Linked DNA regions of Homo sapiens: region 2 is linked to region 1. The links are chromatin loops, found by intact Hi-C in ENCODE. Cell type or tissue: IMR-90. All regions are shown on one strand. Each heading gives the region's core, and the rest is flanking DNA. Links, peaks and the distances in the headings are about the cores only.

Region 1 (2,815 bases), core at 17-2,516:
GTCAATGCCCCACGAAGGCGGTGAATGGTAAAAGAGAAATGCCTCCAAAAGGACCACACAAGCTTAAACAACAAACATCTCAGTGACTATCAACAAAGGCAGAGAATGGAGGCCCTGGTCCAATTTTTCTGGTTTATTTAAGCCCCTTGGGTCTTTTCCCATTCTGCGTGAAGTAGGGAAGTTCTCCTTAAAAAAAAAAAAAGAAAAGAAAAAGAAAAAAAAACTTGAGTTTGGATGTCCTGCTAGCCTGCTAGCCAGGAAAATGGAATAACCCATATTTAATTTGATTCATAACAATAAAGAAATGAGATGCTTTTTGTATACTGATATTCTTGAACACCAACTGGATACCCTATCCTACTAATCCCGTACTGCTTATGAATGTTCCCTGGTTCCACAAATATCTCCACTGCAAATGAACTAACTACTCAGTTAACTAGTTCAGAGTTCGGACATTTTATATCTGCAACATGTAGATTACCCTAGTCTTGGTATGCCCCTTTTTTATTAAATTAAACTTTATTAAAAATGTGTGTATCCCTCTTTAAATTTGTAATTACCACGAAAAAAGATTCCTACCATATGTTTTTTGCCTGATTTGGATATTTAGATATATCTGAGGGGCATTTCTGAATTCTTAGCTGCTGTGTGCAGTTTTATGAAAAAAAGCAAAAGCAGAAGAAACATGACAAATTTATCGATCTCCACCAATAAGTCAAGTGGCCAAAGCTCCCTTGCCTTCCATTCCGTCAGAGAATAACGGAGCAAAATGCAATTATAAAGCATAAGGTTCTTGTGCAGCTTTGCTCTGAAGACAGTGAGTCCTGTTTTCTGCTTTTAACTAAAAGCAGTATTTCTACCTTCAAATTGGACAAGTCATTTCACCTCTGTGGGCCTTGGTTTCCTCACCTAAAAGTTTGCATGTTCAACTAAATGATCTCCAAGGCTCTTTATAGCACTAAGATCCTATGATTTCAAGCTATTATATGAAATCCAAGAAACAAAAGACAAGAGGAGCATTGTTCTCATTCTATTGTTCATCCAGCTGGATTTATCAGATTAAGATTCTGAGTTCATAAATAAGAAAGAAAAGACACTTATACAATATAGAACGCATTTGCAGTAAGAGCATTTTTCATCCATATGGATCTTAACTATTTCACGTGCTAACAAATAATTGAACAGACTATCTATAGAAATGGTTTTGTCCATTCATCCACTTTTCTCTATCAACGTAAAAATAACTTTATTGCTTTTTTATAAAACTGTGTTTAAATAAAAATAGGAAAATGCAATTTTCAACAGTTTCTGAGATCTAGTTATGAGAGAAGTTGCCACAACCTCAAACATCTCTTCAAATGAGGACAAAGGTAAGAGTGCCATCTGCTGGCCTAAATTGTCTAATTGTGTCTTTAAAACTTTATACAGTAAAATACTTATGAAACTTACCTACATTCTGCTTTGATGAAAACCCTGAGCTTTTCAATAACTTGATGTGTGGAGCTTAAATACAATAATCATTTTTCCAAGTGTCCAAAATACACAAAGCATATGAGTATAGCAAAATATTACTCCACAAACTAAATAAGTACTTAATTTAAATATATCCTACAATATTTACCATATCGAAAAGCTACAAATCTATTGGGTCCAAAGGTAAGTAGATAGTGTCTTTCTTTAAAAGCTTCTGAGAAAACTAGAATATTTGGAGTGTTTGTACAGCAGGAAATGGTGTCAATCATCAAAAGATCCCTCAGTTTAATAGCAGAAACCTGAATGGTAACTCTATAGACGGGGTTTAATTAAGAAAGAAAGAACACACAGTTAACTTGGAAAATCATATATCAGATTTAAGCATAACTTCATGCCTCCACACTGGCATCAATAGGTAGATGAAGGCCACAATGAAACACTAACTGACTCTCCTCTGTGGGATAGTGTGGTATTAACTTCTGGGCTACCAGGAGCACTATTATTCTTTTTTTTTTTTTTTTTTTTTTTTTGAGACGGAGCCTCGCCCTGTCGCCCAGGCTGGAGTGCAGTGGTGGGATCTCGGCTCACTGCAAGCTCCGCCTCCCGGGTTGACGCCATTCTCCTGCCTCAGCCTCCCCAGTAGCTGGGACTACAGGCGCCCACCACCACGCCCGGCTAATTTTTTGTATTTTTAGTAGAGACAGGGTTTCACCGTGTTAGCCAGGATGGTCTCAATCTCCTGACCTCCTGATCCGCCCGCCTCGGCCTCCCAAAGTGCTGGGATTACAGGCGTGAGCCGCCGCGCCGGTCTTTTTAACCCTTTCTTACCCGCAAAATCCCCTTCAGAGAAGATTCTCTTCCAACAGGATCCCCTATAGCAATGGAGATGCTCAGGGAATGTTTCACATAAAACAAATAAAATTCAATCAGATTACTAATTCAAGTAAGTCTGAGGTAATCTCAGGAAAATTTACTCCATTGCCTGAAATGTTGGATAACTGTATAGGGCAATGCTGAAAAGACATCTAAGGAGGAGTGTGAAACAACTGGAATATTTTTCATTCAAAAAAACTACTTGAAACTTTCTATGTAAAAAGCATTTAACTAGAAAAAAAAATTATTCTAAAGAGATAAAGTTCAATATTACCAAGAACCCAAGAGACAGACAAGCATAGCTTTTAAGGATCCTTGGCATTCCTATTAATTTTCTGTCTTATTTATAAAAATAGTCTCCTAACAATTCATTTATTCTTGGTTTTAAGGATGTTTTATTTTCTCACAATGATATGCTGTGAAGTTGTATGGAAAAGACAGTTATTAAAATATTAAAGTGTAGTGGCTC
Region 2 (2,815 bases), core at 229-2,728, 150 kb before region 1:
AACAAGTAGCTTGATGACTCAACCTTTCCTTCTTTAAAATAGAAGCGACAACAGCTCCCGTGTAAAGATGCTCTATCAACAGAAACATTATTTCCTTTAACCCATATATGTGACTCTTCTTTAATCTTCTTAGTCAAATGTTGATTCCAAATTTATTGTGAAAAATACTCAGATACTGATGGTTAGTATAAAAATGGGTATAGAACTTATGCCTCTGGACGATATCTTAGTTTTATATTTCATCTTTAAAAACATAAATATCAGGCCAGAAACCGTGGCTCGTGCCTGAAATCCCAGCACTTTGGGAGACGGAAGTGGGAGGATCGCTGGAGGCTAGGAGTCCAAAACCAGCCTGGGCAACATAGCGAGCCACTGTCCTCACAAAAAATAAATTAGCTGGGTGTAGTGGGTGAACACCTGAAGCTGCAATGAGCTGTGATTGCACCACTGCACTTTAGCCTCAGGAAGCCCCCCACCACCACACACACACACACACACACACACACACACACATCCTAAAACTTATACCTGGAGTCCTAAAACTTGGAGTGATTCTATTGATATACATGAATTGACAGCAATGTAACTCAAAATTAAATCATACCGATGTAACTTCAGATTTTATTCACTGGCATGTATTACCATACCCATGGAAGATCTGACTCATCATCTCTTATTTGCAAATTACTTCAGCTATGTGGGAACAATTTACAACCAATCATGCTACATATTAAAATTTCACAATACCCTGTCATCTGTCCCTGTCATCAAGAAGACCACTTCCTTCATACTAACTTCTGTTTTGTATTTTAAAACTGAGTACACAGTCTTCCAACACATTAAGAATAGAGCCTCTTAAAACAATTTGCTTTTAGATAATAATATAGTGAAAGAGGTTCAATGTGTAGAATATTATTTCCTCTTAATTGATGTCCTCAATGTTTTAATAGGTTTGACTAAACAGTTATTATCAAAGCTTCAACCCTGTCTTTGTCAAAATTCTTTCATTATTAATGTACTCCTTACAGTAATATCCTGTAGGGCCTTACAAACAAATTGTTGGAAAACTCCTAATTAAGAGCACGCTCCTAATCATAATGAAGGCCTGTGTCTAAAAGAGGCAAAAACAGGGTCTGAGAAGGGGGTTTTATCCATTCATATCTGAAGACTGGAAGTCATAAGTGTATTAACCTGGACTCTGGGATTGCAGACAAAAATCCAAGCTGACTAGTTTAAGCACAAGAGTAAACAGTAGGTGGAGTCTCATCCCTTCTGGTGTAACCCTACCACTGTGATCAAGATCATGTGCTATGGATTCTTCTTTTGGTTCCATTATCTTCTTTTGGCTGTGAAATCTTTGGCAAGTAAATCAAGCTTTCCTTCCTTGGCATCTCTAAAATGGGGACAGTATAAAAACCATCTCATGGAACTGTGTTAGGAGGATTACATGATTTAATACATGCAAAGCACTTAAAAATCGTCTAGCACATAATAAATGTTCAATAAATTGTATTAAAAGAACAAAGGTGAACCTGATTTTAAGAGAGAACCTGAAATGAAAGGACAAATGCCATCAGGACCCTCTTACTGTGTTTTCTACCTACATCTAAATCTTTCCCAGCTTCAGACAAACAGCTTAGCAACAATCTGTAGGAGTCCTTTTTCCTCAGATCAATTTAAAATATTTAAAAAAAATAGAACTCCTATTGGCCCATTTTAGATCCTGTGCCAATTCCCAGACTAGCTATTTTGGCTGTAGGTGGGGTTCTATGATTAGCATGGCCCAACATTCCAGTTTATACCTGTAGTTTCAGCATAATGACTAATAATGCACCCTCCCAGTCTCTAAAGTTTGCCTGTTTCCATAACATTACCTATTTAGCATTCTTGCCAAAATGTTTAATCTGGAGCTAATTATAAGAAAGAAATTAGAAAAACCCAGATTGTGGGACGTTCTGGATTAATATCATCATCATGGATTCTTGAAAAATGTCAGTTGCATAAATGATATTGAAAAGGAGATTTAAAAAGAATACAAAACATAATAACTGAATGAAATACATAATCCTGGGAAGTGGAGGAACACCTACAAAGAATGTTTGGGGAATAGCTGGGTGTGATGGCAATACTGGGCTTATGAAGAAGAATATTCTTTGTGTCTGTGAGATAATACACGCTGCAGTATTTAAGGAAAAAGTGTAATAATGTCTGCACCTTGCTTTCAGATGAATTGGAAAAAAGGACATATCGATAGAGAAAGAGCTATAGAACAAATGTCACAAAACGTTAACAGTTGTAGAATCTAGGTAATTCAGCATATTGTATTTATTGTATTATTCTTTTGATACTTCTGGTATACTTGAAATTTTTCAAAATAAAAAGTTGAGGAAAAAATGACCCCATTTGGATAATAAATTGTAACCCTGTCTATGACTAGACTAGCTCAAGTTTGTTGTCTACCCTTGAACAATTACCAATTATTGCCTGGCAGGGAAGCAAAGTCATAGAATAATATGACTAATCCCTTTCACAACATATGTTTAAAATACAGGGAATAAAAACACATTCCCAAAGAATTTGAAACTGGGGAAAAATCACTGCACATCAGGCAGTGACCAATTTATGTACTGTAACATGCAAATTATATATAATCCAAATGCTCTTGTCCTTCTTTTCCATTTATGAGAAAGAATAAGCTGAACTATTATCCTTTTAGCAAAGGAAATACCTCCTTCTCAATTGCTTCCCTGAAACTGCCAGTTACTTCCAAGTGCCTAACAGAAAAATTTCACTAGGGGAGGCTTAGGAATTCTTT

What was found. Peaks named below come from ENCODE experiments on the same cell type or tissue, not always from the same donor. Only the 100,000 strongest peaks of a DNase experiment are listed, where the experiment ranks them.
Region 2: a loop joins it to region 1, with 5 times the contacts of the local background. A loop is called at or near these places in 11 of 110 quality-filtered maps.

The regions. Positions count from the first base shown.
Region 1 is chr12:19,737,960-19,740,774 of GRCh38, reverse strand. No RefSeq gene overlaps it. Among named protein-coding and RNA genes, the nearest start is that of LINC02398, 280 kb to the left of the region's middle. In IMR-90, for the core only: a CTCF peak has its summit at 1,378 (motif pointing left); a DNase peak (open chromatin) is centred at 1,354.
Region 2 is chr12:19,892,138-19,894,952 of GRCh38, reverse strand. No RefSeq gene overlaps it. Among named protein-coding and RNA genes, the nearest start is that of LINC02398, 120 kb to the left of the region's middle. RefSeq lists an enhancer at 21-130. In IMR-90, for the core only: a CTCF peak has its summit at 1,258; no DNase peak of the experiment used is centred there.